Linked DNA regions of Homo sapiens: region 1 is linked to region 2. The links are chromatin loops, found by intact Hi-C in ENCODE. Cell type or tissue: natural killer cell. All regions are shown on one strand. Each heading gives the region's core, and the rest is flanking DNA. Links, peaks and the distances in the headings are about the cores only.

Region 1 (11,051 bases), core at 1-8,000, 67 kb after region 2:
AATTTGTTTTATGTTGTTCCAAAAGAGGAGAACTGAGGCCAGAGGAGCACACTTCTGAGACACTCATTTTTGCTGGGTAGAGGAACTCTCTGGCAAGCAGGACCATCGATATTAGAGCAGCTGGCCTCAGGAGGGAGTAAGAGCCCCATCCCTGAAGGTACACAAGTTGTGGCAGCAACCATCTGGCCTGCAGTTTCCAGAGGGGAGTCAGGCGTGGGGTGGGACTGGAGTGAACGGGTAGATGCTTCCACATGCGGCAGTTGGCACTGACGGCAGGAACACGGGGGTGGCTTAATGGGTCCTGGGGCTCCCCTCTGGCCCTCAGGAAGGCAGGAGCATGAGGGGCTTGGGATGCAGCACCTGCAAATTTGCACGTTCCTGGCCTCAGGAGGCCTCCAGTACAGAAAAGACCATCAACGAAGCTCTGCAGCCATCTGCTAAGAAACGCCACAGGGAGGGGACAGCATGGCCAGCCGGGGTGCCATCAGGCTTTGGGTGGGGATCCTGGAGGATCAGACCCATCTAGGTGGGAGCGCTGGGGTGCAACCTGGAAGGAAGATAAGCAGGGAAAGAGAATTTGGGGACATGCAGAATCCACAGCTCTCGCCTTCCTGGCTCACAGCTCATTCCCACCTCCAGGTCTTTGCTCAAGGTTTGACTCCCACCAGGACTGCCAATGCTGCTCTCCCCACCTCACCAGTCCTCTCTGTCCTTCTGGTCCCACACCTCCAGGAGGCCTTGTGGGCTGCCTCCAACTCACTGACCCCACCATCTGCCCCCTGGGGATCATAGCTCAGGCTCTCCCACCTCCACCCACATATGTGGGTGCAGGATCTCCCTGGCTCGACTGGGCTCTCCTAGGGCCAGGGACCAAGGCATCTTTTCCATCACCTCCTGCAGGAATGGGCAGAGTGGGGCTCCGTGACACCCACTCCCTGGCCCGGGGGTGGGGGGTTACCAGGCATTCATTCATACCTTGGGCCTTGCCTCTGGAAGATGAGCTCCAGAGAGTGAGACTGGCCCAGGCAGATGACAAGTAGGCTGCGGAAACTGAGGCAACCTCCATACCCACCTTCTTTCTGTCCTGGCCTAAATGCCACTCACAGTGAACCAAAGGCCACTGCTCAGCCAGGGCCTGCTGTGTATGGGAGTTGGGCACTAGAGTGGGGGACTCTTACCCCTAGAGGAGGCTGCAGGCGCGCTTCTGCTGCCGCGTGGGCTGAGGGCACAGCACGGCCCGGATGGCCTCGTCGAACACGGTTTTCAGGCCTCTCTGGGTGAGAGCTGAGCACTCCAGGTATTTCACCGAGTCTGGTTGGGGAGATGGACAGGAGAGCCAAGGCCTAAGTGGCGGGGGGGGTTCTGGGCCAACATGTCTCCTATGCCATACAACCCCTTCCACGCCATACACCCCTCCCACGCCATACACCCCTCCCACGCCATACACCCTCCCGTGCCATACACCCCTCCCACGCCATACACCCCTCCCACGCCATACACCCTCCCTCCCACGCCATACACCCCTCCCACGCCATACACTCCTCCCACGCCATACACCCCTCCCACGCCATACACCCTCCCATGCCATACACCCCTCCCACGCCTCCCACGCCATACACCCCTCCCACGCCATACACCCCTCCCACGCCATATACCCCTCCCACGCCATACACCCTCCCACGCCATACACCCCTCCCACGCCATACACCCTCCCTCCCACGCCATACACCCCTCCCACGCCATACACTCCTCCCACGCCATACACCCCTCCCACGCCATACACCCTCCCATGCCATACACCCCTCCCACGCCTCCCACGCCATACACCCCTCCCACGCCATACACCCCTCCCACGCCATATACCCCTCCCACGCCATACACCCTCCCACGCCATACACCCCTCCCACGCCATACACCCCTCCCACACCATACACTCCTCCCATGCCTCCCATGCCATACAAGCCCTCCCACGCCATACACCCCCTCCCACGCCATACATCCCTCCCACGCCTCCCATGCCATACACCCCTCCCACGCCATACACCCCCTCCCACGCCATACACCCCTTCCCATGCCTCCCACGCCATATACCCCTCCCACGCCTCCCACACCATACACCCCTCCCACGCCATACACCCCTCCTATGCCATACAACCCCTCCCACCCCATACACCCCCTCCCACGCCATACACCCCTCCATGCCGTACACCCCCTCCCAAGCCATACAACTGAACACCAGGCTCTGGGGGCCGCCATCCAGTCCCAGTGGGGTCACCTGGAGGCTGTGTCACCAGGAGCAAGGAGTTTAACGTCACCGTGCCTCAGTTTCCTCATGTCTGTAATAGCGAGCGTGAACTCAGTGAGAGACTAAGGCCTCCAGGGCAGGTCTGTGTCTTTCTTGGACACATAGCCCTTAGTCCGTGGAAGGAGGGCGGGAATTTTGATGCTTTTCTGTGAAGGAAAGGGCTCAAGCATCAGTGACCAAATCTCTGGGAGCCTCACCTTCTAGAAAATTGTCTTGCCCATCCCTCCAGGATTCTCCCAGGGTTGCAAATAATCCCCAGGAGGCCTGAAGCCCTCAGGGCCCCCTCCCCAGGAACTTCCCAACATCATCAGCCCCTTCCTTAGCACCGTCCCTGTCTTACAGACAAGGAAACTGAGGCTCCTGGAGAGTATGCGACTCATCCAAACTCACACGCTGGATGTATTCCCTCAACCTGGGCCCAGCTGGGGGCCTTCTGGGAGGAGTGGCATTGGAGAGCTCCTCTGTCCTGCCATGGGAGGCCCAGCCTTCTCCCACATGAAGACCCCTCAGGGCTAGAGCCCGGGGCACAGATGAGGAGAAAGGCAGGCCTAGTTCCCACCCCCAGGGACGGCGTTCCATGACATTCTGCAAAGAGTCCGTGTGACTTCCCATGTCCATTTCAAGCTGCACAGTTTCCCTGAAGTGAAAAACCACAAAACCCCTTCTGCCGAGATGCTATGCAGGCCTGGGGGCCGATGTCAGAACCAAGAGGAAGGAGAAGGGAGGGGAGGGGAACTCTGGGCCCTCCGCCAAAGCCCGCTTGCTTCTCTGTGGCAGGATGGAAGGGGATGGACGCTGGTCACCACCTACCCTGTGCCAGGCACTGAGCTGGGTGCTTCCAACAACACCGGGGTGAGTTCCCATTTCACAGACCAGGAAACAGGCCCAGAGTGGGGAAGCCAAGGCCCGAAGGCACAGAGCTGGGGGGAGAAGTCGGGATGGCAGGAGGGGCAGCCCCTGGAACAGGGGAGCCCACTGAGGCCAGGTGCTGGGGAGAAAGGAAGGGTGGGGCAGGGACGAGGAGCCTGAGGCTCAGAGAGGATGTCACTCGCTCTGAGTCACATGCTGGGCGTCTCCCCTCTACCTGGAGGCATATACGCCCACCAGGGATCATGGGCAGTGGTTGTCATGGGGCTTGGCTGGCAAGAGCAGGGTGCCCTGAGCTCAGCCCGGAGTCTGGTCACCACAGCCCCCTGTGTTGAGGAGGTGTCACTGGGCACTTGGCCACTGTCTCCTTATAAGGGACCACATCTGCGTCCACTTCCCCCACATCCACCAACTGCCTTTTCCCTGGCACCCAGCCACCCACTCACCCAGGACAAGGGTCCTGAGCTGGGGGGCCAGGGCTCACTTTGGCTCGGCCTCTCACTGCTCTAGGACTTTAGTCAGTTCCCCCTCTCCGGGCCTCAGTCTCCCATCTGTCTAGGACTCATTGCCATGCGATGGCTCATCAAGCTGAGGCAGGGGGCAGGGGAGCTACAGAGAGGGCAAGGAGGGTGAGGGGGCGGTGGGGGCAGTGGAGGTGCAGGGAGGACAGATGGCCCTCAGCTTTGTGGCTTAGGGAGCCAGTCCACCCCTGTCAGAATCCTGGCTGGGTGGCCTTAAGCCAGCAACATGTCCCCCCGAGCCTGTTTCCTCTCTGTAAAGTGAAGGTGACAAGAGCTCTTCGTCATAGCTGCTGTGAGAATGAAGTGGCTCCCAGGAAGTGCTCAGTCCACATCAGCTGTGATTATCAGCTGGGCTCAGGGCTGCCCCCAAAACTTGTCATCCCAGGGCTGGGGAGTCCAGGTGGGCAGAGGCAGTTGCTGCTTCCCTCACTATCCCTGCCAGTCCCCCCAGGACTCCCCCTAGGCCTAAGCTGGTCTGAGGCACAGTTAAAATCACTGCCCCTGCCCCAGCTCCATGCAGGGTCAGCCAGGAAAGACTGGCTAGAGGCCAAGGCAAGAACTCTGAGTCACCACCTTATGGAGGAGAGAGGGCCTTTGGGGATTGTCCAGGTCAGCTTATGTGGAGAGGGAGACTGAGGCCCAGAGAGGGGCAGCCACTAACCCAAGGTCACACAGCCAATCAGTATCAGAGCCAGGACCAGAATCCAGGCCTCCAGCACCCTCCACATGATCCCAAAGCATGTGCTTTACAAGGGAGAGGTCAGTGACAGCCAGGCCACAGGCTGGAGAGCTGCACCCTGAATAGAAGGAGTCCAGGGGCAGGGGTTGGAGGGGTGCTGGTTGGTCAGAAAGAGAAGGCAGGGATGAATCCTTGATATTTAAAAGGAAAGACTTGCAGGCTGGGGAGCTGTGGCCCTAGGACAGGGGAAGGGAGCCAGGGTGTGAGCCATAGTCTGAGGCCCCCGGGGAAGATGGCTGTGTCACCACGCTAGTCACAGAAGGAGGGAGGTGGTGGCTGCGGTTTCTCTTCCTGTGAAGAGATGTGAGTCCCCAGGGCCCTCCCAGTTCCGGCAGGGGGAGGTGGGGCGGGGCTGGGGCGGTGGGGCGGGAGGAGGTCTAGTGGATTCAATTTGGGGGCCAAACCCTGGGCCTGCAGAGTCCTGTGGTGAGGCAGAGGGCACAGCTCATATGACCAAACCCAGCTGGTGGTTTTGGGCTTTTGGGCAAGGATCCCTGAGCTACAGACACATTGGGACCTACCAGGGACAGGGACAGGAACAGCCAGCAGGCCTGGGTACCATGCATGAAGCCAGACCCATGGTCATCGCCTCCCTGATGCAGGCAGCCCTGAGCCACTACAAAGAAGCACCCCCCAGCAGTGAGCCAATAATTTGCTGTCCTTCCTTCAAATCTGGCTGGGCCACCTACTAGCTGGGTGACCTTGAGAAGTTACTATATTTCTCCAGCCCAGTGATTTGGAGGCAAAGAGGGGTCGAGCTGAGAAACCAAAGGGAGTGGGGAAAGGGAGGAGAGAAGGTGGTGGAAGGAAATGTGTCACCCTTTAGATCTAATGCAGCGCCACCTCCTCCAGGAAGCCTTCCCAGAACACCCAAGTTTGACTTGCCACTTGTCCTCCAAGCAACCACAGCACCCCCACTCAATCTCTGCTTCTGTCTGCTCAAAGCACACCTCCTTATTTTCAGTATCTATTAATAGATACTACTCATACTACTAGGACGACTACTACTAACACAGAGTGCTTCTCACACACAGGTGCTGCCCTGGCAGCTCCACCTGGAATAAGTTACTGAATTCCCCCAACCACCCCAGGAGGCAGGAGCTATCACTATCCCATGCTTTTCTGATAAGGAAACACAGGCAGAGAGAGGCTACGTGACTCGCCCAAGGTCACACAGCAAGTGCACAGCACAGCTGAGTTCAAACTGCACAGCCTGGCCCTGCAGCCCGTGTTTACAATCACACCACGAGGCCAAGTCAGGGCCTCCCCTGCAGCCAGATCGCCCCTCTGAGCCCGAGGCCCATACCAATCTCCTTGGCCAGTGCCAGGCCCTGCGGGTAGGTGATGGGAGCCAGCTTCTTCTCCTTCAGTTTCTCGATGGTGTCCTTGTCGTCCCGCAGGTCCAGCTTGGTGCCCACCAGGATGATGGGTGTGCTGGGGCAGTGGTGCCGCACTTCTGGGAACCACTGGGCAGGTGGGTGGGGGGACACAAGGTTGTATGGGTCAAGAGGGGGCGCGAGGCTGTGCGGGGATCAGAGGGAGTGTGAGGGTGTAGGGAGAGGAGAGGCAGCAAGTTGCCAGAAGATCAGAGGTGGGCACGACGGTGAGGAGAGAGAGACGTGAGGTGGCACAGGGAGGGGAGGCCACGACGTTGTGCAGGAAGGAGGGGGCGCATGATTGTAGGAAAGGAGGAGGCGAGGTTTTGTGCAGACATAAGAAGCAAACATGAGGTTATGTGACAATCGGAGGCGGACATGAGGTTGTGTGGGGAGGAGGAGAATGCAGCCATGGAAAGTGGGGGTATAGCTAACTATCGCAGCACCCCCCACCCCAGGTCCTCTGAATCTTACCCCCTCAAGTCCCTCTGCCAGCCCTGGTTGGCACTGGGGACCCTCTCTGTATGCGACCTCTGCTGCCCCAGGGACCAGCCTAGAGTCACCAGTTCCTCCCTCTGTCCCTCAGGGTTACCTGCCCCAGAGCCCCCAAGGCCCACCCTGTCCAGCTCACCTTGGCGCGGACGTTCTCATAAGAGGCTGGGCTGACGAGGGAGAAGCAGATGAGGAAGACGTCCTGGGGACAGAGCAAGCGAGGTTGCTAGTGAGGAGGGCCCAGAGGTGTCCCACCATGGCAGCCACCGAGAGGTGGAGCTTGGGGCTCCCTGAGGGTGGAACACCCCAGGGAATGCTGGGGACTTAGGATCTGGGCAGAGCAGAGATACCCTTCTCGCCTCTACCACGAGGCTGCTGTTTGTTAGGACGCTCACTAAAGGCCAGGGCCTCTGCGAAGTGGTTATCCTCACATGTCACTCTGCAGCAAGCACTGCTGGTAGCCCCATTCCTCAGACAGGGAAAGTGAGGCTTCCAGAGGTTAAAGAGTTTGCCAACGTGCACTCTGGTGAGGGGAGGATCTGGGATTCTAGAGTCCATACTCCAATCCATATACTATCCACCATCTGATTACCGGCCTTAGCCGCCTCCCTGCATACCCTGGAGGAAGGGCGAGGACCCAGCAGCCACCTGCAGGCATCCTCCACCTCTCCCCTCCCCCAGCACTCCCAGGGCTCACCATGCTGGGCTGCCTCCTGGGGCCCTGTGCAGAATCCACCTGCCCCACCACTGGAAACAGGGGGTGCCAGAGCCCAGGAGGCAATGGGGTGGGAAGATGGGCACATTGAGGACCGGGAACCAATGCAGGGCTGAGGGAGTGCAAGAGGAAGCCCTTCTCTGCCTGGGACATGCAAGGCAGGCAGACTCCCTGAGCTGGGCCTTAAGGGGAGAGGTAGGGTTTCCCAGGCTGAGCTGGCTGGAAGGGCATCCCAAGCAGAGGGAACAGAGACAGCAAAGGTCAGGACTGCAAGGCAGGTGGGAGCAGCACACCGTCTGTGGATAGGAGAGCGGCCGGAGACGGTCGTAGTCCTCCTGCCCAGCAGTGTCCCACAGCCCCAGGTTCACTGGCTTGCTGTCCACCATCACATTGGCTGAATAGTTGTCAAACCTGTGGGGAGCAGGCAAGGCGGAGGTAAGGTCAATCTCAAACCCCAGAACCTGGGAATTGTGGTCCAGCTCCATGTCATTCCTCGGAGGCTGAGACCTAGAGACAGTCTGCGACTGGCCCAAAGTCACACAGCATTTGCAATTGGGTTTCTTTATTTGTTTCATTACTGATTCATTATATTTTTTAAAAATGTAATACAAGTTAACAAGAAGAAAAAAAGATTGTCTCTTAATCCTTTTCCTACCCGTACCTGTCCTTTGGAAAGGTAATTGAGGCTGTGTAACTTTTCCTCCCAGTCTTGATGAGAATAAACTTACCTCTCTCCCTATGCTGCCACTCAATGTTTGCTTTTTGTTGTTTTTTGTTTGTTTGTTTGTTTTTTGAAATGGAATCACGCTCTGTCGCCCAGGCTGGAGTGCAGTGGCACCATCTCGGCCCACTGCAAACTCTGCCCCCTGGGTTCAAGTGATTCTCCTGCCTCGGCCTCCCAAGTAGCTGGGATTACAGGCATGCACCACCACGCCCAGCTAATTTTTGTATTTTTAGTAGAAACAGGGTTTCACCATGTTGACCAGGCTGGTCTCGAACCCCTGAACTTAAGTGATCCGCCCGCCTCGGCCTCTCAAAGTGCTAGGATTACAGGCGTGAGCCACTGCGCCCAGCCGCAATATTTTGTCGAATGAATGTTCATCCCGTCTCAGGCTGGGTCCCCCCAGAAGCAAACCCTGAGACAAGGAGGTGATGTGAGGGGTTTATTCGGGAAGTGACTCCAGGATGCTGCAGAAGGGGAGTGGGGAGGAATAAAGGAGGGGACAGCAGCTGACACAGGGCAGGTGGTTGAGTTGTCATGGCTGTGGACTGCTGCTGCTCTCAGTCCTGCTGGGGCCACCTGGGAGACAGAACGGACCGTGCTCAGGGCGTCCCCAGAGAAGGCAGGAAGCTAGGGTGCTGTCATTCATCTCCCATCTTCCAGGGAAAGAGGGCTGCTTCCGGGGCCTTTCAGCCCACCCCAGAGTGTGCGTGAAAGCTGTTAGTCACTGGCCATGGGAAGGGCCACGGCAAACGGTAGAAAGACACATGCTGCCGAGGAGATGGTGTGAGGCACTGACCTTGACTCCCAATGTCTCCCGCCAGACCCAGAGAGCCCTGCAGGGCCATCGAACGAGCCTCCAGATGCACTTGCTAGGCACCTACTATGCATCGGGTGCAGAGCCAGCGCTGGGGCCACCAAGGAGTACATGCCTGATCCTGCCCCCACAGCTGGCGGAAGGCCAGACACGGGGTGAGGGGCCTGACAAATATCAGAGACGGGGAAGCCCAACGAATGCTGGGAGGGCCATCCCAGGGCTCCAAGCTCGGAATAGGGGAGGTTTTGCAAGCCAGTTCTTGCTACACACATCCCCGCGAGGAAGGTGCTGGCTACCCACGCTGTGGAAGGGAAAACTTGGCTCAGAGAGATGCAGTGACTTGCCCAAGGCCACACAGCCAGTGAGTGACCCAACTAGGTAAGAAACCAGAAACCAGTGACCACGACCAGTGCTCACTGCCCCAGGCCACAGCTGTGCCTCCGGGAATGCCCTCACCGCCTGCCCCTGAGGGTTAGGGAATCACTGTCACTTTTCCCGCTGTGGTCCCCCACACAGGCCCTGACCTGGTCCACTGAGACCTCCGGCTCCTCTGACTTCTCCTCCTACTCCTCCCCTCGCACACCAGCCAAGCCGTTTCCCGGGAAAGGCTCACACTGCCCACCTCCCTGTGCTGGTCCACACAAAGCCCCTGCCCAGAATGTCCTTCCCACCTTAGCTGTCCATATGTTCTCACCAACCTGGTCTCTGGCCCCCACACCCTCCAGGCTGCCCAGCCCTCCAAGCCTTTGATCCTGTCTGTATCTCCCTCTGGAATACGCTTCCAGCCCCATTTCACTCCCAACTTCTATTCATGCTTCAAAACCCTGCCCAGACAAGTCCTCCTCTCTGGCGGAGCTTCGTCGTCCTCTACCTGTAAAGAGCCCATGGTTCCCTCTCTCAGGTGACTACTTTGCCTGGACCACGAGCAGGCACTTGGTGAGTCTCCACCCCTTCAAGGGCTGTGGGTTCTGTGTGGGCCAGGCCGATGCCTGCTTATTCTCCACAGTCTCAGGCCTGTCACCCAGTGAATGCAGGTGGAAGGGAATTAAACCACCTCCTCCAGGAAGTCCTCAGAGAACGCTACTCAATGTTAGGCTGCAGAAGCGCTAACACTTCAGAGTAACACAAAAGACACCTCTCCTGAGAGGAGTCCCCCACACCCCCAAAAAGTGGGCAGCCCAGCCTTTTTAATACACTTTGCCTGTCCAGCCCTGGACAGAATTCCTGGTTACCTCTCAGTTCCTCAAACGGCCCTGTTCCCGCCTGTCTGGAAAGTGCCTGCAAACAGTGGCCCCTGACTTCCCACTCTCCTTCCTCTCTCCCTTCTCTTCCTCCCCACTGCCAGGCTGGCTGACTTTTACTCATCCCTCCAGCCCCTGCTCAATGTCACCTCCTCCAAGAAGCCTTTCCTGACTTCCAGCCATGTCGGGGCTACCACCCCACCTAAACCAGCACTCCTTGGGGAACTCAGCATCCCAGGTGGCAGGCACTAAGCCTCATTTGTTTGCCGCTGCACCCTGGGGCCAGCCCGCGGTCTGGTGCACAGCAGGTGCTGGCGTGCACCTACTCTGGGTACCACCTACACTGCTGTGGGATTTCAGGAAGAAGGCGCTGTCCAGGGAGACACAGTGAGGCATGATGGGAAAAGCCACACCTGTGTTGTTTTTCCAGTTTTGACCAGAAACACACTTTTGGGAAATGCTTGGACACTCTCTCCTCTAATGTCCAGCCACAGTGCTAGTGCCAAGAAGCCCCACAAGATTCACCTGTCTCCTCTGGGTCATCCCTGGAATCTCAGGGCCACGGTGATGGGGAAAGAGCTGGGACCTTGAGAAGCAACAGCCACCTTCTCTGAGGCCAGGCAGGGGGCTGAGGGTCTTTGTATGTTAGGTCTTGAAGTCTCATGTGATCCAAGACAAAAGGATCTTAAGTTACCCCCATTAGACAGATGAGGAAACTGAGGCCTGAAGAGGTCAAGGACCTTTCTTGTTGGGCGGGAACACAGAGTTCCTTGGGAAGCCAGGACATCCTGGCTGTGTGACCCTGGGTGAGTGACCTAACTTCTCTGAGCCTCAATCTCTTTAATGTGGAGGGGAAAATACCTATTTCTTGGAGCCATTAGGAGAATCCAAAAAAACAGAGGATGTTCAAGCCACCCCACTGGGAGATGCTGAGAAGCTAAGCAGTCTCATTTTCCATGTCCCCAAATGCCCCTGCCACAGGGCCCCTCCCCAGAGGACCAGAGGGACAGGTGCAGGAATGTGTCAATGGTGTGACACCCCTGAGGGTCCCCCTTACTTAAGAGACCCACAGGCAGCCAGGACCAGAGAGGAACCTTATGCACAGACCACCATGGGCAACCCTCACCCCATTTTCCGGATGAAGAAATTGAGGCTTACAGAGAGGAAGGGACTTGCCCAAGATCTCCCAGCCAGTGGGTGGCAGAGCAAGGCTAGATCCTGTTACCCAATTCAGAAAGGCCCACATGGTAAGCATCG
Region 2 (11,512 bases), core at 1-8,000:
ATGGCAAAACCACGTCTCTACCAAAAATAAAAATTAAAAAAAAATTAGCCGGGCGTGGTGGTGGGCACCCCGTAGTCCCAGCTATTCAGGAGGCTGAGGCAGAAGAATCACTTGAACCCGGGAGGCAGAGGTTGCAGTGAGCCAAGATTGCGCAACCGCACTCGAGCCTGGGTGACTGAGCAAGACTCCGTCTAAAAAAAATAGGAAGGGGAGGCTCTCTGGGTCCTGATATGGAGCAATCTCCAGGATGTACGGAGAAGAGACAAAAAACGAAGTTCAGAATACACGTGGGTGCACCACTGCTCAGGTAAACATAAAGGCGGTAAGCCCTGTGTTCGAAGGCATGAGTGTGGCATACGTCTGTGAAGGTGCGTGGGAGCATGTCTGTGAACTAGCATCTACCTGCACTGAGCCACTCAGGCAGGAATCCCTGGACACTGCTAGCAGCCAAGTCCTCCAGCCAGTTTCCTACCTGAAACTGTCCCTGAGTCACCAGGCCCGTGGAACCACCCATCCTCCGCCGTCTTCACTATGCTGAGAGCACCCAGGGAGGAAAGCATTTTGTCCACAGCCACAACGCTGGTTGGCAAAAAGGCGGACTCCTAACCCAGGTCTCCTCACAGCCAGGCCAGTGTCCTGTGATGGGGACAGTCAAGAAAGCCAGTACCCACAACGGTTTCCGCTTTTCCTGTGGGAAACAGGTAGAGTGAAAACATTCTCTTTGCTTTTTCTTATTCTTGGGCAGGTTTCACCAAAATCTGCGATCTTTCTCAGAAGACAATCTAGGTGTTGCTGTGAGGAAAAAGGACGTGTGATGTTTGAAAAGTGTCTGTGAGAAGTTCCTCTCTATCAAGAAGTAACACTTGCTTGCTTTTTTTTTTCTTAGTGTTTTTATTAAAGAATCGGAAAAAATTAAAATGTCCCTCTAAGAAGGTTATGCCTGGCTGTCACCGTTGCCTGCAAAGTCTGCTTGGGGAAAAGCAAAAAATGGGGTCAGAAACATGCTCTCACTCAAGAGTGACGATGCCCTCCGTCAGGCCTGGCACCAGAAGCGGCCACCCTGGGCTCGCTGAGAACAGGGGACCCTGAACTCCTCCGAGCGGGAAAGATGCCCATTTCAGGAAGGGGGAAGGAGCAAGGCAGGCTAGATCTGGGTATCACCTGGCCCTACAACATATATAGAGAGAAACTGTAAAACCTCTGCCTCTTGGTCTCTGCCTCTTGGAGTCCTAGCATTTGTGTTCCATTACCACTTCAAGAATCTAAACAAGGTGAGGCCGAGGGGACAGAGGCAGGTGCATTTTGGCAGATCCTGAAACACGCCACAGTGAGGATGCAGAGGAAGCCCTCCCCAGAACGAAGGGGCTGAACTGAGCCTGCAGAAGGGAAGTTCTGGACTAGGGCAAAGCCCCCAAAAGTGCCTGACCAGTGACAAGGATTCATGGAGAAGGACCCCCCACTTTGGTTGGCACTCAGGGGTGCTGGCGTGGGGGCCACCCGTTGTTATTCCCATGGTCCCTGCATCTGCAGCCCAAAGCCTTCTCCACCTGTGTGCTCACATAGTGCCCAGCCTTGTTCCCAGCCAAGTTTAAAACATGATTCTCTTGATATCATTTCTGCGTATACAGGTTTGTGGGCACATTGCGAGGGCCACTGCATTGTAAAGACCTCCTTGAGTAAATAGCATTTTTGGACAATCAACAGTTAGCTAAAATATATCCTACTGTTGACCTCCCAACATCAAAGACTCTTCACATCCATGGCCAGAGGTAACCAGGCACACCCTTACTGATTAAGAACACAACACAACCCAGTGTCTGACTGGCCAGGACACTGATTGGCTGATGCAGTGACGGCAGCTCCCTGTGGGGAGCAGCGGGATGGCAGCTTATCCGTGGCTAAGGGAGCATCACTGGAGTGTATGAGATTCAGCGGGGCCTCGCTCTTTCTCCAGGCAGGCCCAGTGGGTACAGGAGAAGGTGGGGGCTAACAGAACCAGTACCACGCAGCATGATCACTAAGGAAGCCTAGTCTCTCCTTCTGGGAGGGTTTGGGCAGGGAACTGAGATGCCCATGGGGGCCAGGTAGGAAGTGAATTTACATCAGGTGGACAGGTGGGGACCATGGCACATTGGAGACTCCAGCTACAGGAGAAATGGCAGATGGAGATGTCTGCACCATACTACCAGGAAACTCAATTTGCAAAAGAAGCTAAAATTGGTATTTTTAAAAACGTGAAAGGCCAAGGCGGGTGGATTGCTTGAGCTCAGGAATTCGAGACCAGCCTGGCCAACATGCCGAAACCCTGTCTATGCCAAAAAAAAAAAAAAAAAAATTTAGCCGGGCATGGTGGTGCATGCCTGTAATTCCCAGCTATTCGGGAGGCTAAGGTGGGAGGATCGCTTGAGCCTGGGAAGCAGAGGTTGCAGTGAGATCGTGGTGACAGAGCGAGACTGGGTGACAGAGCGAGACTCAGTCTCAAAAAAACAAACAAAAGACTGGATGCGGTGGCTCACACCTGTAATCCCAGCATTTTGGGAGGCCAAGGCAGGTGGATCACCTGAGGTCACCAGTTTGAGACCAGCCTGACCAACGTGGTGAAACCCCATCTCTACTAAAAATACAAAATTAGCTGGGCATGGTGGCACATGCCTTTAGTCCCAGCTACTTGGGAGGCTGAGGCAGGAGAACTGCTTGAACCCCGGGAGGTGGAGGTTGCAGTGAGCCAAGATCGTGCCACTGCACTCCAGCCTGGGCCACAGGCAAGACTCCATCTCAAAGAAACCAAAACAAAAAAACGTGAAAACCTCCCATTTAAAATACTCGCCATTAATTCTAACTTAAACATGCAACAAAACTCCACCACCACAGCCGGCCCATATGTGAGGAAGCGCCACTTTCAGAGGGAGGAGTGCAGCTGAGGGTGGCATTGACAAAGGGACCCTCTGCCAGCCCTGTTTCTTCTCAGGTGCTGTCCTGGATATTTAGTTTACATCTGGGTGCGCTGCATCTTTGCAAATCTTTCTTGTGTTGGAGTTATCTCCTTTTTTAGGAGTCTCCTACCCTAACCAGTAAGCTGAAACTGCTTTTCCAGCCTCCCTTGCAGCTGGGACATAGGCATGTGACCAGGCTGCCCAATCAGAAGCCTCCATTCCAGACCTCAGGCTGGGAAAGTGAGCATGTGACCAGGTTCCTTCAATCAGAAGCCTCAGCTCCAGACCTCAGGCGGGGAGAGCATGTGACCAGGTTCCCCCAATCAGAAGCCTCAGTTCCAGACCACAGGCTGGGAAAGTGAGCATGTGACCAGGCTCCCCCAATCAGAAGCCAGCTCCAGACTGCTGACTGGGAGGGCATGTGACCAGGTTCCCCCAGTCAGAAGCCTGGGTTCCAGACCACAGGCTGGGAATATGATCATGTGACCAGGCTCACCCAATCAGAAGCCTCAGCTCCAGACCTCAGTCCTGAAGTGTGTGCGTGTGATTAGGCTTCCCCAATCAGAAGCCTCAACTCCAAGACCTGGAGGCTGGCGAGGGTGGTGTCGGAACATCGTGTCCAGGATGCAGCAATTCTCCAAGCCTCTCCAAGCTTCTCCAAGCTTCTCCAAGCCTGATTTGCGGGTCCTGCCAGAGATTCCTGAGCTTCAGAATATCCTGAATGATTCCTTTTCTAATGACAGTAGCCAGTAGAGTTTTTGCAACTGAAGTTCCTGGCTGACACAGGTGCCTTAGCCAAGTACAGGGGCATGCATATATTTAGTACAGATCTCAGATTTGAAATAGTCTTTAATTACAGCAATGACTGACCACGTTGGGTGATGGCGATCGAGTGAGAGGGCAGCGAGGGGAAGAGTGCCCGCCCCCACGGTTTTCTGTCTGCGGGGCCTTGGAGTAGGACCAGTGTTGTACCACAGGCCCTGGTGCCAGTGTGAGCATTGGATGCTCAAGGACAGTACGGGAGGTCTTTGATAAAAACCTCCTCTGCCTAATGTACTGGTGGGGTAGGTGACCCAAACATGGGGGAGAGCTGACCCTGAGCTCACAGCCCACCGACTTGCTGGAAGGCTACCTAAATGCGCACTTGGAAGGCCTGGTGAGGCCCACGCACACACCAGTTGGCTGGCTGACCTTGAAGCTGTCTTGCTAACTGGTTTATACTTCGGGTGACTGGTGAATAAAGAGGCTGCCAGAGCTTTCAGAACCAGCAGGGGCCCCCATGTTTGGTGAGTGGCTGGTTTCACTTTCAAAGTGAGTTAGAGACAGTCCCACTGTGAAGCCTCTACCACACGGAGTCACAAACCCATTCTGGTTAGTCTGAATCAGGTCAGGCACAGGCTCTGTTTACCAAATCCCTGACCCCCACCCCACCCCTCTACCCCAGATCAGAGATCCTACCACATGCCAGGGGTACTGGGGAAGAGGCAGGGGATTGTGAGGGCCAAAGGCTACCTGTCTGATTGACCGCATCCTACCCCTGCCTGCCTAGTTCTATACACCTCCTCACACTCTGCCCAGCAGCCAAACCACCAACACCCACACCCCAGCACCAGACCATGAGATGAGAACACTCATTTCTTCCCTTCGGTTCCACTTCATTTCAGTCCCACCCCTGTCCCCAGGCCAGAGGCTTCTCCCCAGGGGCATGAGCACTGGACTGAGGGTTTGGAGACCTAAGTTTGAGCCCCAGCAGTGCCTCCAACTCACTAGGGTCGCTCCCTGCAGTCATCACTGCTCTGGAGCTACAGACCGCAGGAACAGGCTGTAGCTAACCTGAGCCAAACAGAACTAGTTAGAGGATCTGGAGTGGTTCTCAGGTTCTGGAGGGAGCTGAAGACCCAGACCTCAGGGACGGGCAGACTCCAGACCAGCCGCACCTGCAGCTGAGTGTGGTCCAGCTGCAGAGACCCCTTTGAGGCACCAACCTCCAGCTGTTTGCTGGCTTCATTCATTAGAATTCAAAGAGTCTCATTGGCTAAGATCACGTCAAATGCCCATCCTCCAGCTGGAAAGGGTGGGGTACTTTGATTGAGAGTTCAACCAAGACTTCACCAAATGCAGGAAGGTAGATACCCCAAAGAGAAATGGGGGGGCCGCTTCTAGAAGCAGGAGGCCTGATGCCTACTGAGCAAGCAGGAACCAAAGATGCCCCGCAAGGACTGGCTTGGGTTGGATGATCCCAGAAGCTCTTCCAGGAAAGTCATCCTCTGATTGGAGGAATCCAAACTGGGCACCTTGCCTCCCTCAAGGGAGGAGGGACTCTTCTCAGCCCTTGGGAGGGGCTCCTGGCATGAGGATGCCTTATACCCCCGCCCTGAGGCCCCCCATTCGGGGGAAAGCCAGGAAGGGTCGGGGCTGCTACCTGAGTGGAGCAGAGGGATGCTCGTCTCCACCACCCACATGGGCTTGAGCCTGTGACCTTGATTTCATGGGCCTCCGGGAACTCATGAGCAAACCTGAAAGCAGCAGGGGACGAAGGGCCCCAGGCTTGTCACCCTCTTACTGGGCCAGGCTGGAGGAAACTGAGACCAGCTCATTCCTCAGTGCGTGGAGCTGCTCTGTGAGAAACGGCCCCAAAGTGGAGCTCAGGTGGCAGCCAGCAGCACAGGCCGAGAGTGCCATGGCTGCTGCTCATGCACGAAGGTGCTTTGCTGTTCCCACACCATTTCTGTGGGTTGCACATGGGACCTCTGGAAACAGCCCAGAGGCCATCACCTGTATCACACGTGAGGGTGCGTGAGGAGAGGCGGCCTGCAGAGCAGAGCGGAAAGCAACAGTCAGCCATGTAGCCTGTCAACACAGGGTTCTCCCTCTGCGCTCCCTGCCCCTCAGCCCCACTACTTCACCCCCAACCTCCTCCACCTCTCCAAAAGTACCCGAGAACCCCAGCCTCACTCCTCCCTAAGCCAGGCGTCAGGGCCCAGAAGAGACCTGGCCAGTGCACAAGGGGTCAGAGGAGGGGAGCAGAGTGAGGAGGGGGCACGGGGGTGCTTTGATCGGGAGGATGTGGTCAGCGGCTTCAGGCCTGTGGTTTGAGCCCAGAGGTGCTGCTGACACTCTGGCTGAAGTCATCTGTGCCGTTCCTGCATGAAGCAGTGTGGCAGGAGTGAGGGGTGAGGGGCCGGGTGGTGGGGGTGGTGGGCAGGGGGGATGGTGGAAGCTGCAAGATGTGTGGTTTAAGTTGTGAAGCTCACACCAAGCCTGGACATTCAGGTGAGTGGGCCGGGCAAGCCACCTCTCCCCACTGGGCCTTCTTCCTGTTTCTCTCTCGCTTGAAATCACCTCCTGTCTGTCCCTTCTCAGGCCCAGAATGCAGACCACCAAGGAGGCTCTGAACAGCCCACCTCAGAGACACCAGAGGCTCCAGCATCACCGAGGCTCCAGAGAGCAGAGGGCCACCAGGAATGCAGAGGGCAGAATGCTACAGAGCAGAAAGTTCTAGAAGCATAGCCTTCCCAGGGAGGTACTAGGTAACTCCTCTAGCCCTTACTACGCACCAGGCCCTATTCTAAGTACACATGTTGATTCCCGACTATGCTGAAGGCAGTTTCAGGTTCAAGAGCATCAGCATTCCCTGAGAGCTGGTCAGAAATGCAGATGCTCAGGCCCCAGCCCAGCCCTCCCGAGCCAGAATCTGTATTTTCACCACGTCCCCAAGCAACTCGAGTGTGCACAGAAGTTTGAGAGGCCGCATGTTACCTCAGTGAATCCTGACAACAGCACTTGCAGACTAGGACTCTTATCCTATTTTGCAGATGAAAAAACTGAGGCACGGGGAGGTTAAATAACTCGCCCAGGGCCGCACACAGGTAGGTGATAAGTGTCAGAGATGGGATGTGGGCCTGGGCCATCTGGCTCCTAAGCACATGCTCCTAACTACCAGGCTGCCGCCACCTTTGGAAGAAGAGAGCCATGAGAATTTGAGCTATGGCTGGCCGCATCTGTGCCTGCTCTGGCCGTGTGCCTCTGGCCTTCCAGAACCCACTCTGTCCTTCCTAATGTTTCTCTGACCGTGGCCTCTCCAGGGAGAGTCTGAATCATGATTTTCCCAGGCATGGAAGGTAGGAACACCTGCCAGTCAGCATGGAGCGTTTGTCAAGCGTCTGTATTATCCTGGCTCAGGGCTGGGAGTTATAGCAGCCACAAAAGATGCCCAAGACTCCACCCAGCCCTCAAGGAGCCCAGAGTTTAGCTGCAGGGACAGGAAATAGGCATGGGAACGAATGCAATATAATCACAGCTAAAGTTTGTATGAGATGTGCAGATGCTCCTGGGCAGCTGCCTCTTCAGGGCAGGCTTCATGGAGAAGAGGGCTTTTTTTAAAAATTTAATTTAATTTAATTTAATTTAATTTTATTATTGTTTGTGGGGTTGGGGGAGGAGGGGAGAAGAGGGCTTTGAGCCAGGCCTACCCAGGGCAAGTGCCAGAAGGACAGAGGCGGGGAGGACACAGGTGCAGACCGGCCTAAAGCAGACACTTGGAGCTGAAAACATCCTGAATCCAACCGTCCACAACTCCCCTCTACAGCATCTCCTCAAGAGGGCCAGACTCCCCTGAATTCTCCCTACGGCAAGGAAGTCATTCCTCGCCAGGGGAGCGAGATCATGGCCTGTCTGGTGTGCACGTGTGTGTGTCTTTGCCACAGGTGTGTTCTTTCCAGAACTCCTGTGAACAGGTGGGCCTCCTTTGTGCAAACCTGAGCCATGCACATCCAGCTCAGCTGATAGCTGGGCCAGGAGAGGTGACCTCACCGCCCATGCTCAAGGTCTCTCTGTTGCACTGGACAGGGCCCCTCCAGCCTTAGGCCCTTGAAGTCCTGGCTCCTTGGAAATGCCCCTGCTACTGGGGGGACCCTCAACTGCACCAAAGGACCGCAATGGAAAGGGGGCACTCAGCGCCAGAGCCTCCCCGCCCCCCCACCTCCTGCCGAGAGGAAGCCCAAAACTGGCACATCCACACACACAGCCACACGCCCCCTTTGAAGGCACTGCACCGCTGCGTGTGTTGTACACGGAGCCTGCGCTTCCTGGGCCAGAAGTGAAGCTAAGATGCACTCCACGCATTCAACCGTTGAACCCTCATTGCAGCCACCAGAGTTCTGTGCCACCCCTGCTCCGTTCCCGCGGTGGAGGGAGGACGCCTAGGCCTTGGGAGGGATCGGGAGCGCGTAGAGTGACACCCTGGGCTCCACATCCACGACACCTTCTCCCCCATCTGGACTGCCCAACTACTTCATGCCTACCTCGGGACTTTGCATGCAAAAGGCGCTCAATCATCCCTTCAAGAATAATTGAGTTAGAAAACAGCAGGGCACAATGACAGGTGGGCCCAGAAGTTGCCACCAGAGGGCAGTGCGCGCACCTCCCCAGCCTCCTCGAGACTTGTGCTGCAGGAGGGAGGTGAAGTCGCGGCCAGGAGCGTGACCACGCTGGACCGTGTCTGCTGCCTCCCCGGGAGTCGCAAGTGCCCACAGGACAAGCAGGGGAAGCAAACTGGGCCCCTGGCTTCTGGGAAGACAGCATGAGGGCAGACCAAGGAAAGGCAGCCGAGACCAGCAGACCTGCAAGGGATCTCGGAGGCTCTCAGGCCCAGCTGCTTGCTGAATAGGTAATGATGCATCTGGGCCCAGAGAGAGGCAGCTCTCAGCCTTAGGTCACACAGCAGGGCAGGAGTGTGAACTCTGGCCTCCAGCCTCCGAGGTCCCCTCATCCCACCTAACCCCCAGACTCAGAGAAGGACACTCCACCCAAGCAATTTCTCACCTTCCCCTTAATTGGTACAGATCAGAAACGGGAGCACCTCCTTCTCCTGGCCCCCACGTTTAGGGTTCCCAGGACAGCCTCCGACCCACCCTCTGCCCCTCCTGTATCCCTTTCCTCGGCCCTGGGTGACAGCACCCCTGCCCAGACCAGCTCTGACTGCCTCCAAGTGCCAAGCGCTCACAGTCCTCTACCCCCAGCCCCAGCCGGCACCCTCAGTCTCGTCCCACCATCTCTCTGCCTCCTGAGTCCCTCCCTGAGTCCCATGCCCTCTGCCCCAGCGACTGCCCTTGTAAAGTGAAAATCCGACCCCACCCAACATTTCCTGCTGCACTTATGCAGTATCCAGGCCTCCTCGCCATGGAAAGCCCAGGCCTGCGGCCTCTCTGGCTTCTTCTCTCCCTTGCCCCACTGCCCCTGGCTGTCTGGCAGTTCCTGGAAGTCTCCAAGCTCTTCCCTGCCTCGAGCCCCTGCCCACGTTCTCTCTGCCCCAGGCCTCAGCCTGCGGTCACTTTCTCAGGGCAGCTTTCCCAGCACCCCGTGCATCTAAAGTGGATGCTGCCCTGCCCATCACTGGATCAGGTGCTCATATTCCTAATTGACTGGGCATAGGTGGGAGGATTTGCCTGGTGTCTGTCTTCCTGGCTGGACTGCGGTGCCTCAAGGCCACAGGTGAAGTGCATGGAGTCCCACAGCTTCTCTGAGCCTAAAGCTTTGTGTGACAAATGCATTCAAACTGCATTTATTGAAAGATGGGAAGCAAGGGAGGAAGGGAAGGGGTGCGGGAGGGAGGGAGGACAATCTTGGTGTTGGGCTGAGGTGGCGTCTGTCCCCTTTGCATGAGTTCAGTAAGGATTTACTGAGCACCTGCTGGCAGCAGCATGCTGGGCACTGTGGGAATGACAAGGATGTGTGGGATTTGAACTCTAACTCAGAGTACCTTCTCTTGGTATGGAGGTAGGACAAGTATGCAAATGATTATAACTAAGGAAATCGTGTCAATGTGGTGACCCTTGGCCTGAACTTTCAGAACAGTCCTGGTATCACGTGAGAAGAGTAAATACATGTGATTTGATTCTAAACTGGCTAAGACGTTATTAAAGAAAGTAACAAGACAGAAAAAATACTTTTTCAGGCTGTCTGTGCAGTTTTGTCTTTAGAAAATGTGGTCATAATGAGTATGAGAGGCATAGAGCGTGCCCAGTTTGAAACGCCTGCAAATGACAAAACACAAAAACACAAACCCAAAAATAGAACGTGGCTTGGCTGGAGCCATAGGGGAGGCTCCAGAGGATGTGGCATCGGTGCTGTGGGCAGTGGGTCATTGTGCAAAGGCAGTGAGGGCTGGGTCCCCATCCCACCTTGGCCACTTCCTAGCTGTGTGATCTTGGATAAGTTCCTTTACCTCTCTGAGCCTGTTTCTGCATCTGAAACATGCGACTACTCCCCACCTCTTAGGTTCATGGGGATGGCATGAGATTGTGCACACAGAGAAGCCATCACCCACAGTTCCTGGCATGCAGGAGGCACCTGAGGAAGGCTGGGTTCTTCCTCTTCTCTGGGAGGATGGGGATGAGTGTTCCATAGGCCGGAATGGGTCGAGAGAAAGGGCCCAAGACAGAGGGAGCTGCAAGAGCCAAGGCACAGACTAGGTGGCTGAAGGCAGTTGGGGAACAACAATTATCACCAGAGCCTAATATTTCCCCAGCTCCATCTCCTTCCCTCCACGCCCAGTGCCAGAGGGGCACTGCTTATATAGGGGTTCTGCTTACAGAGGGGTTCTTGCTTACAGAGGGGTTCTGTTTACAGAGGGATGCTGTTTACAGAGGGGTTATTGCTTACAGAGGGGTTCTCGCTTACAGAGGGGTCCTTGTTTACAGAGGGATGCTGTTTACAGAGGGGTTCTTGTTTACAGAGGAGTTCTGTTTACAGAAGGGTTCTTGTTTTCAGAGGGGTTCTTGCTTACAGAGGGGTTCTGTTTACAGAAGGATTCTTGTTTTCAGAGGGGTTCTTGCTTACAGATGGATTCTGTTTACAGAGGGGTTCTTGCTTACAGAGAGGGGTTCTTACTTACAGAGGGGTTCTGTTTACAGAGGGGTTCCTGTTTTCAGAGGGGTTCTTGCTTACAGAGGGGTTCTGTTTACAGAGGGGTTCTTGCTTACAGATGGATTCTGTTTACAGAGGGGTTCTTGTTTACACGTTTACAGAGGGGTTCTTGTTTACAGAGGGGTTCTTGCTTACACAGGGGTTCTGTTTACAGAGGGATTCTGTTTACAGAGGGTTCTTGCTTACACAGGGGTTCTGTTTACAGAGGGGTTCATATTTGTTAGCGGGACGCTGCCATGTCATCCTTCACTCTGCATCCAGAGCATCCTTGCACACAACTCTTCAGGGGCTCCCCACTGCCCTCAAGACCCTATCCAAGCATCCTGAGTCTGGCTTCAAGGCTGTCCCTAACTGGGCCCCCTCTTGAAGATCCCCCTTTGCATCCAATCCTCTGGCCACACAGAACGCAGAATCGCTTGCATGCCTCCCCCTCCTCCCAGGGTTTGCCCCCTCCCTGCCCTGCATGTGGCATCCTTCCTTTGCCTTCTTATCCCGCGGACTCATCATCCTTCAGGCCCCGGGTTCACATCCTCCGTGAAGCCTCCCAGGCCTTTACCCTTGCTTTCTGATGGGGTTAGGTACCTGCCAGAGGCCTTCCTTCTCTCCCCAACTAAAGTGGGTGCTCCCCAAGGGCAGGAACTGAATCCCATTCA

The links. Hi-C counts contacts between places; a loop is a spot of excess contacts. Peaks named below come from ENCODE experiments on the same cell type or tissue, not always from the same donor. Only the 100,000 strongest peaks of a DNase experiment are listed, where the experiment ranks them.
Region 1: a loop joins it to region 2, with 5 times the contacts of the local background. A loop is called at or near these places in 6 of 110 quality-filtered maps.

What each region holds. Positions count from the first base shown.
Region 1 is chr22:37,225,493-37,236,543 of GRCh38, forward strand. It overlaps RAC2 (Rac family small GTPase 2), which reads right to left. Exons shown (of 7, transcript NM_002872.5): 3 at 7,309-7,426; 4 at 6,440-6,502; 5 at 5,739-5,898; 6 at 1,179-1,311; 7 at 1-547. The coding sequence ends at 1,181. Among named protein-coding and RNA genes, the nearest start is that of RAC2, 13 kb to the right of the region's middle. RefSeq lists enhancers at 5,042-5,101, 5,632-5,771, 8,259-8,760, 8,761-9,260. In natural killer cell, for the core only: no CTCF peak of the experiment used is centred there; DNase peaks (open chromatin) are centred at 3,979, 4,709, 5,309, 6,099 and 5 weaker places; H3K4me3 peaks cover 420 bases; H3K27ac peaks cover 6,265 bases.
Region 2 is chr22:37,158,364-37,169,875 of GRCh38, forward strand. IL2RB-AS1 (IL2RB and C1QTNF6 antisense RNA 1) reads left to right here and starts at 8,396. Exons shown (of 2, transcript NR_199008.1): 1 at 8,396-8,601. It also overlaps a transcript of IL2RB not described here. RefSeq lists enhancers at 8,567-8,616, 9,931-9,990. In natural killer cell, for the core only: a CTCF peak has its summit at 4,230; DNase peaks (open chromatin) are centred at 4,258, 4,508, 5,718, 5,998 and 2 weaker places; H3K4me3 peaks cover 334 bases; H3K27ac peaks cover 7,680 bases.